Linked DNA regions of Homo sapiens: all the other regions are linked to region 2. Evidence: chromatin contacts called from ENCODE Hi-C or POLR2A ChIA-PET data. All regions are on one chromosome and are shown on one strand. Each heading gives the region's core, a stretch centred on a gene start or an enhancer-like site at or near the end of the contact. The rest is flanking DNA. Distances are from core to core; before and after follow the strand shown.

Region 1 (2,980 bases), core at 182-2,681, 220 kb before region 2:
CAGTAGCTTACAGCAGCACAAAGCTGGATCATTCACCATGGAAAAGCTGTCAAGAAAACCCATGGGGTCACTTAATGCACAGGATTTGAAGACTACAAAGCAGCAGTTAACATATCAAGGAATGTTAAGTGTACAGACTCCATAGGAAATGCCCGCATTGAAAATTAATCTTTGGTTAGCTTTCTAAAAGAGATTAATGAAGAGAATTTGCCTCAAACCTTGTCAGACCCTGAGAGGAAGCCAGACTCTCAATTATGTACTATAAAGAAGTTAAAGAATAACTCTCATAATTGAACCAAGAGCAATTTGGTTCCTCAACAAGCCTTGGGCAGATATTCAGTGACTAGTGCTGCCCTGAAAGACAGAGTTCATAAACAATTTGTTGGAGAAACACAAGTCAAGCTTCTATCAGTAAAGTCATAGCAACTCTCTCAAGAAGATCTTCCAAGACTGGGAGAAAAGCCCCCAAGACAGTTCCCTCTCTCTTTGTTCAGACCCTTAGTAGGACTCAAGCATCAAAAATAAAAAATTAATGGTGGAGGGTACAAAGGTTAATAGGGTTAATTATTAAAGAGCATGTATAAGTTAGTGAATAGGAAGTAAAACATACCAAAACCAGGACATACTCCAGTTTGTTTCAGGGAGGATATAGTAACAGACATTTAAACATTAAGCAAGATCAGCAGTCCATTCAACCTTGTTTTGGGCCTTGGTCGTGTGCACTGCAAAAATCAAAAGCTATAAGCCAGAGGCTAGTTTGACAGTTGGCAGCTTAAATTCAGTCATTCCCAGCACCCACGGCGTAAGAGCAAATGGAACTAATGGGGACAAATGCCACAACAGCTTACAACATAGAGCACAGGCATTGGTCTCCAAGCTGAAAAAGGCTCTTCTGTTTTCTAAACAAGAGAGCTCCCAAAACTCAAGCTGGTAACACAATCATGAAGGAAAAGGAGTGTCAAAAGGGACCCAAATGAATCCAAATACCGAAAAGAAGACAATAGCAGAGGATCAAAGGAAACAACTGGAAGAATGACAGAAATCTAAGGGGAAAATCTATAAGTGGCCTCCTATGACACGTAAAACAGAAAGAAAAATAATAGAGAAAATAAATATTCTGGAAGACCGTTGAAAAAAAAGAGGAAGAAAAGAAAGCACAGCTTCAACTGCTCCATAAAACTAACAACACTCTGACAGAATGTCTGCAGCTCATTGAAAGGGGTGTGGTTTTTAAGGAAATATTTGCCATATTGTCTAGTATTCCTGAGGCTGAAGAACTGCTAAATTCTGGTTCTACAAAGCAAAGTTGTTAGCCAAGAAAGGCACCTATGATGCTACTGGGCTATATGAAAAGGCCATTAAAAATGAGGCAATACCAACACAAGTGTTACAGGAAGTTGTTCTTAACATTTTGCAAGACCCAAACAAAACCATGGAAGGAATCACCTCTGACTTTTTAGTTGCTAAAACTGACATGACATCAGCAGAAGAGCTGGCCAAGAGGATGGAATCTGGAAAGTCTTGTTCTTCTCAAAAAAAAAAAACCAAACAAACAAACAAAAAGGAACAGGTACAGCAACACCCCAAATAATGAAGGCATAACAGGATAATCATCCTGATATCAAATTGCAGATCGCTCCAGCCCTGGAATAAATGGAGTGGCAGAATTGCAAGACGTGAAACTTATCACTCCTGTACGGGGTTCAGTGGAGATCAAACAAGCAGTATCCCACTACCTGGAAAGGCTGCAGGAATGCAATTTAGTAGTGACTTCTCTTGACAAGCTATTAGGTGTGAAAGAAACACAGCATTTTATATTTTATAAAAATGAGATTTTGCCTGTAACGTTAGGATTTCAAATCCTTGAATCATAAGTTTTTTAAAAAAGGTGTTTTAGAGGGCTGGGCATGGTGACTTACACCTGTAATCCCAGCACTTTGGGAGGCCGAGGCAGGCGGATCACGAGGTCAGGAGATCGATACCATCCTGGCTAACACAGTAAAACCCCATCTCTACTAAAAATACAAAAAAAATTAGCTGGGCATGGTGGCGGGCACCTGTAGTCCCAGCTACTCGGGAGGCTGAGGCAGGAGAATGGTGTGAACTCGGGAGGCGGAGCTTACAGTGAGCCGAGATGGTGCCACTGCACTCCAGCCTGGGCAACACAGTGAGACTCCGTCTCAAAAAAAAAAAAAAAAGGTGTTTTAGACCCTCTGAGGTAAGAAATGCTCTTGTTCAAGTGACCTAGAAAATAACGTATAATAGAGAGGCATAATGGATGCAGAAGATTATGTATGGCCTCTCAGGATTTCAAGTAATTTGCTTGGCTTACTCAGATTTTCTATACCCACAGGAAAGTCTTTGGTGTATGTAGGTTGACAGAGTTTTATGGTATACATATATTTCAAACTATTAAGAATTAATTTGTCCTGTAAGTATGGTAAAAATTTGTACTTTATTGATGTACTTTAACCCCAACATAGTTCTTTTTTATATTAGAAGGTTGGTGCCACAGTATGATGGTCTTTCCTTTCTGCGTCCACCTTAGCGGGGAGGGCAAGTCCTTTCACGGTGGAAGATCTGAGCTTTCACGCTGGCTTGCCAGGCTAGATGGGACATAACAGACCACCTGGTTCAAATCTCCTCACTTGCAGATGAATTTATACTAGGTTTGTCTTTGCTCAGAGCCTACAAATGATATTCATGTATGATCTTTGATTTCTGTTGCAGTAACCCTGTAGATGAAGGGGAATCCTTTCTGTGCCAGGTCTCCTGGAATGAAATGCAATCTTGAATTGGGGTGGTCATCTGGCTCTTTTGGTTTATATTCAACCCTAATTTTGCATTTATTATTCAGAAATACTCAAAGTAAAAACAAAAGGGGCAAGAGAGAGGGGCGAGGAGGAGAGAGAGGGGTGAGGACACTGCTTCTTCATTTCAGTGCTTTGATCTGCCAGGGGACAACAGGCCTGAGCAGGCA
Region 2 (3,048 bases), core at 416-2,915:
TAAGGATACAAAAGATTTGATCAAGGTGATTAACAAATTTGATGTAATTGAGCACTGCACCCAACAACTGAAAAACACAGCTCCTTTTCAAGCCCATGTGAGATATTAACTAAAATTAATCATAAGCTTGGTCAAGAAGCAAGTCTCAACAAATCTTGAAATATCAAAATTATATAAGTATGTTTTCTGATCATTGTGGAATTAAACTATAAATATTTACAAAAAGATCATTAGAAAATCCTCATATATTAGGAATTTGGGAAATAATCTAAATAACTGATTTATCAAAAAAGAAATTACCACAGATACTAGAAAATATTTTGGACTAAATAATAATTAAAATACTGCACATTAAACTTGAGGCATGTAGTTACTGCTGTACTTGGAATTTATAGCCTTAAATCCCTATATCAGAAAAATAAAAATGATTGAAACCCAGTAATGAAAGCATCCATTACAACAATTTACTAAAACAATGACAAAGGTTTAATTTTAGTGTGGTCAGTGGGGGTGGGGAAGATGTTGCCAAGGGTGCTGTCTAGTTACTACTGCTGCATAGCAAAACACCCCAAAACACAAGGTCAAAAAAACAACCATCTTATTATGATCAATGACACTGTGGGTAAGGAATTCAGACAGGGTACAAGAATGACTTATCTCTGCTATATGTTGCCTGGGGTCTCAGTTGGGAAACTCACCTGGGGATGACTCAACTGCTGGGTCATCTGGAAGCTTCTTCTTTTACATGTCTGATGATTGATAATGGATATTGGCTGCATCTTAGCTGGGATGTCAGTTAGAACTCTTACATGTGTCCCTGCAATGTGATCTCTTCATGCATGCTAGTTTGGGCTTCCTCATAGCATGGTGGCAAGGTTCCAAAAATTAGCATCCCAAGAAAGCCAGGTAGAAATGCAGGGAATTATTATGGTCTAGCCTCAGAAGTCACATCACATCCCTTCTGTTGCAGTCACAGACCTGCCCAAACTCAGGGGGAGGGAACATATGCCTACATCTCCATGGGAAGAGTGTCGAAGAGCATGAGTGAAGAGGGACCTTGTTGCAGTCAGCTCTAGAAAATAGAATCTGTCATCAGTGAAGACAGGGATTAGAGTTAGAACAAAGAGTGCTAAACGGAACACTCTGGCCAGTTCCTTGTCAAGAAATCCCTCTCAGAAAAAATGTTTAACAAGCTAGAATAAGGTGTCGAGGGGAGAGGGACACTCATCATGCTACAGAGCAATCAAATCTCATCGCTGATTGGCCCCTTTCATTCCACCCCTTCTCATCACCATTCTCATCACCAACATCCGGTCAGCCACTGGTAAGGAGGCAGGGGTGGGGAGCAGTGGGGAAACTGAGTCACAGGAGGCAGTGTCTGGCACTGGGTCCACAGAAGTGATGAGCTCATGGCTAGAGGCTCTGAATGTGATTTCATGTGCAGGTGGCTGCTGCTCAGAAGGAGGAGAGGAGATGTATTCTTGGTGTGAGTGTTTCTACATCTCCTCCACTCCCTTCTCCCAAGAGGTGGCCCCAGACTAGGGACAGAAAAAAGAGATACCCCTCCTCCTCCCAGCTGCGTTTCTGCATGTCACTGTTCCTGCAGTATGAGCACACTAAGGCCCTGCACCCCCCGCTTGACACACACAGGCTTCTTCCCCTTTTCTCTAAAACAGAAACTATCCTCCTCCTCCCAAGATCGAACTCCTTGCTCACTCAAAGTCACTTCCCCTGTAAGCGTACTTTGAAGAGCCAAAGCCTCCCATCAGATATGGCTTCAGGATCATTTTTACAACTGACACCTCTGGAGTGGGGAAAAACAGGGATCCACACCTGTGAAGCCCCATTCCCGGGAGCCCTCCTCCTGACTAGCTGCACAGCTCATCTGAGCCCAGGTCTTGGACTATCACAGGAGGCTGGACACACCGTTCTCTATGGCAGACCCTGTTCCTGGGCTCCTGGATGAGGAAGGGTCACCAGCACACCTGACACAAAGTGAGGGGCCCAAAGGACACAGCCTAGGCACTAAGGGTGTCTGCCAGGGCCCCTCCAAGCACCTTGGGACCCTTATATCAGTAACTTATTAGCTTGTGTCTGATTCCTATTTCACAATCTAGAAACTGGAACGGTCATAATCCTACAGCCCTTTCCTCCCATCATAGTAACTTCCTCTTATATCATGGAACACATAGTTTTGCCTCTCTCAGCAGAGCAGAATCCAAGACCTCCCAAGAACAGACCTGCAGGCAGAGCAGGCTCCAGGGCCCACCATGATGCCCATACCTGCCTCTCGGCCCTGCCTGAGAGAAACAGCACAAACTATTTCGTCCAACCCTGCTGCTGCCTCCGGCTGCTGGGACTCACAGGTGAGTGCCCCCACCCTCAGGTACCATGATGCAGGGATGCTCTCCTGAGTTTGGCGGCGGTACCATTTCGCCACCTGCAGTGGGGCGGATGAATCTCTGTTGTCCTAGGGCCTCTTTCTTTGCCACCCCTTCCTCTTTAAGACACTTCCCTAAATAGTTTGTTTTATAACTAGTGTCTCCAAAACAAATCCTTCCAGAATTCTTCTTGCTTGGAGGGGTTGCTTTCTCTCCCATCCAGGCGTTTCCCCATGACAGGGGTGCCCAGTCCCTCTCACTTCCCACACCCCTGATGTCCTGTGAAGGTTCCACGACCCCCTAGGCCTGACCTGCAGGACCTGATGCCATCCTGAGAGAAGAAGTAGAGGAGCAGCATTTGACCCCTTGGTCCCCAGGAGGGAGACAGGGATGCTGTCATTAAGATGAGTACACATGGATGCATAGGTGATTAATAGATAGATTAGATAGATAGATAGGTAGATAGATAACAACAAGTACTACACATGCAATGTAGAACTATTAGAAAAAATTGCTAAATGGTCCTTTTTAGACTAGTAAGTCTCCCAGAATCTCAGAAACCTAGGATTACGTTCTTGATGCGGGTGTTTCTCCTGCCTGTCTACTCTCTTCTCTCCAAAGATGATCTGCACAGTCAGGAGAGGCAACCATTCTTCTCCCAGTGGTG
Region 3 (3,269 bases), core at 677-3,176, 200 kb before region 2:
AGGATGCAAATTAAGTCACATCTGCCAGGCAGGTATTCCCTTTTTTTTACAGCAGGTATCTCACATGATAATTACAAATACATTTGCCTCTCAGCCAACAAATATTTATTGAACCATACTCTGTGCCAAGCAATGTGGTTGGTACTAGAAATTAGGCGGAAAAATTCTTGTTCTTGTGTAACTTGCACTCAAATAACTGTAAGGTTACGCCTGTGCTAAGTGCTAGGAACGAGTATGTGGTAGTCCGAAAAACCCATGAAAAGGCAAATTGTACACAGAAACTAGCAAGGATTGCCCTAATACAAGAAATCCTAAGGAGGGGAATTAACCAGACCAAAGAGGGCATCGTTACCCAAGGAACCACACGTTCAAGAAGTAAAAGGCCAAAAAGGCTGTAGCAGAGCCAAGGGGAGTGTGCTGGAAGATGCCAGGCATGCCAGGCCGCCTGCACGTGAAGCACTTGTTGATCTGTTGTCTGGAAACAATGGGGTTATTAGGCGACGGGCAGAGGGAGGATCATACCTGATTAATAGGGACGGTTCCCCTCTGGGCTGAGAGTCTGTGTGTCCGTCTCACTCGGTGGCATCCCAGGAACCCAGAATAGCACTGCACGTAATAGGTGCTCCATAGGGTACCGGCCTGGGTGAACGGGGGACGGGCCTCTGCGGCCGGATGGACCACCCAGGGCCACACCTCCAGCGGCGACCCACATCCACGGCCCCCATATCCCAGGGCGGCCGCAGCAGGAGAGGGAGGGAGGGAGTCCCAGGGCCGCCCCGCAGACCGCCCCTGCCCTCTGGGTCCCCACGCCGCTGCCAGCCTCCTGCCGAGGTTCGGACTCCCGGGGGCCTTGAGGAACCGAGAAGCCGCCTCCTCCCGGGTGGGCGACGTCGCAGGACCGGGACGCTTCACAGAAGTCTCCCTACTGGGCACTCATCTCCCGCGGCCGGCAGCACCGGGCTCTGGAAGTGCCAAGACTTTGTTTTTTCAAGAGACAGGGTCTGGCTGTATTGTCCACGCTGTCCTTGAACTTCTGAGCTCAAGTGATCCTCCCACCTCAGCCTCCCTGGTAGCTGGGACTACAGGTGGATGCCGTCATGCCTGGTTACTAGAGGGACTTACACACACACACACACACACACACTAAAAAAAACCTACTAAACTACTTTTTAGAGAAGTTTTAGGTTCACAGAAAAATTGAACAGAAAGTACAGGGAGTTCCCATATACCCACTTGGTGTTGTACACTCTATGGATGTATAATGACATGCATCCACCATTGATGTATTGTACAGAATAGTTTCACTGTCCTAAAAATCCCTGTGCTCCACCTATCCAGCCTCTCTTTTTTTTTCTTTTTCTTTTTCTTTTCTTTTCTTTTTTTTTTCTTTTTTTTTTTTGAGATGGAGTCTTGCTCTGTCACCCAGGCTGGAATGCAGTGGCGCGATCTCAGCTCCCTGTAACCTCTCCCTCCCGGGTGTAAGCATTTCTCCTGCCTTGGCCTCCTGAGTAGCTGGGATTACTGGCACGTGTCACCATGCTTTGCTAATTTTTATATTTTTAGTAGAGACGGGATTTCACCGTGTTGGTCAGGCTGGTCTTGAACTCCTGATATCAGGTGATCCCCCTGCCTCTGCCTCCCAAAGTGCTGGGATTACAGACATGAGCCACTGCACCTAGCTGACTAAACCTCTTTTCTTTATAAATTACCCAGTGTCAGGTATTTCTTTATAGCAGTGTGAGAACAGACTAATACAGTAAGTATTATACATAAATGCAGCTGGTCTTCCTAAGGATGGTTGCCCCTTAAAGGAAAGCTCAGTTTCGTCCAGCAGTTTCCCGTAATTTTAGAATTTCCTTTTCAAAAGTGTCCAAGGCTAGGACAGTGTATCAGGTCAAAGTGTGTTGCTTTGTGAGCATCACTCCACAAAGTGTCACCAGTGAGTCATGAGTCCCTCTCCTGCATGTAACAGCTGTTCATGCAATTCTCTTCGAGAGAATTGAACTCATCCTCATGTTTCCTTTGGTTTTGAACAAACAGGAATTGGTCACAAATGAAAATACAAGTCTGAATTTCATGCAATAGGGAACAGCTACAATTTTAACAGCATGCTATGTAATTTTAGGCCAAAAGAAATGAAACTACTTATGGTAGACTGCCAATGCTACGACCTGGAACACCTGCTGTGAAATAGCAGCAGAGGAGACAGTTATCTTTTGTTTTATTCCTGAAACCAGAATCTCCTGCCCATAGACAGAGATCAAAACCTCCATTCTAAAGAGAGGCAGTTGGAGAGAACAGCCCAAATAAAGGCAAAACCTCACCAAAAAAGAAAGGGAGATCTGAATTCAGGAGGACTCACCCTTTTACACCCTGTGAAACCTCTGGAGTCTGAGGAACATAGTGCATTAATGCTGGTACCAAGCACTGAGCCCAAGAGGGAAGGCAGCATGTTCAGTGTTGGGAGGTCCCTCTGAATCCTGCTGACTACAGCGGACATGTCTACCTAAGAGAAGAAGCTTAGATAAAATTAATATAAGTAGAAGGTCTATTTGGGCCAAATTTGAAGACTGTAACCCAGGAAACACCTCCAAGTCACTTTGGAGAATAAAGAACAGACTCGAGCTTTTAAGGAAAAAGGACAAACCAGGGGAGGGGATGATTACAAAAGTTTTTGTCAGGAATTCTCATTGCTTTACAAAAATAACATTGATTAGTAACCTTTATACGTTATTTAACTATAGAATATGACTTATAGTGTCCACATATGGCATTGTTACATTAAATTGTATCTACCTGGGGCATCAGTCAGTCTAGAGTCCACATGGCAAGCAGCCTCAAGAGATGGTTACTTAGCTGAAGGAGGGAAGTGGGACATGACTGCTTTCTCATTCCAGTGCCTCTCTGGGCCTGATAATTGAAAGGGGCATTGCATTCCTCAGATTAAAAGGTTTTTGTGCAATTTATATTAAAATACGGATGTACCCAGAATTTATTTAATTACCCTTTACTTTTTCCTGCTGTGTATTGTTTTTAAATCATTATGTAATCTAAGGGTAGCATTATGCTTTCTGTCAGGCCTCCAGCCCAAGCTCAGCCATCATATCCCCTGTGACCTGCATGAATACATCCAGATGGCCTGAAGCAAGTGAAGAATCACAAAAGAAGTGAAAATGGCCGGTGCCTGCCTTAATTGATGACACTCCACCATTGTGATTTATTCCTGCCCCACCTTAACTGGGTGATTAACCTTGTGAAATTCCTTCTCC

What was found. A loop is a pair of places that touch in the nucleus more often than their neighbours do. ChIA-PET counts read pairs that join two places held with the same protein, here RNA polymerase II (POLR2A). Pooled maps may share reads with other maps.
Region 1: a loop to region 2 is called in a map with no recorded cell type, with 1.9 times the contacts of the local background. The contact joins two enhancer-like sites. A Hi-C loop is called at or near these places in 2 of 37 single-sample maps with no recorded cell type and 5 of 50 pooled maps. POLR2A ChIA-PET finds 5 or more read pairs at or near these places in 1 of 52 experiments (activated T-cell).
Region 3: a map of CD4-positive, alpha-beta T cell shows a loop between it and region 2 (7-fold over the local background). The contact joins two enhancer-like sites. A Hi-C loop is called at or near these places in 13 of 168 maps with a recorded cell type or tissue (CD4-positive, alpha-beta T cell, CD4-positive, alpha-beta memory T cell, CD8-positive, alpha-beta T cell and 8 more), 31 of 37 single-sample maps with no recorded cell type and 18 of 50 pooled maps. POLR2A ChIA-PET finds 5 or more read pairs at or near these places in 2 of 52 experiments (activated CD8-positive, alpha-beta memory T cell and activated naive CD4-positive, alpha-beta T cell).

What each region holds. Positions count from the first base shown.
Region 1 is chr20:1,755,647-1,758,626 of GRCh38, reverse strand. It overlaps the pseudogene CKAP2LP1. Among named protein-coding and RNA genes, the nearest start is that of SIRPG, 99 kb to the right of the region's middle. Within about 2 kb of position 1,431, at least 2 of the 41 ENCODE cell types and tissues checked have a DNase peak (open chromatin) inside an H3K27ac peak, as active enhancers do.
Region 2 is chr20:1,536,473-1,539,520 of GRCh38, reverse strand. SIRPD (signal regulatory protein delta) reads left to right here. Exons shown (of 4, transcript NM_178460.3): 3 at 2,211-2,366. The region is part of intron 2 of LOC105372499 (a long non-coding RNA gene); the gene reads right to left. Among named protein-coding and RNA genes, the nearest start is that of SIRPD, 20 kb to the left of the region's middle. Within about 2 kb of position 1,665, at least 13 of the 41 ENCODE cell types and tissues checked have a DNase peak (open chromatin) inside an H3K27ac peak, as active enhancers do.
Region 3 is chr20:1,733,374-1,736,642 of GRCh38, reverse strand. All of the region lies in intron 2 of LOC124904858 (a long non-coding RNA gene), which reads left to right. Among named protein-coding and RNA genes, the nearest start is that of SIRPG, 77 kb to the right of the region's middle. Within about 2 kb of position 1,926, at least 2 of the 41 ENCODE cell types and tissues checked have a DNase peak (open chromatin) inside an H3K27ac peak, as active enhancers do.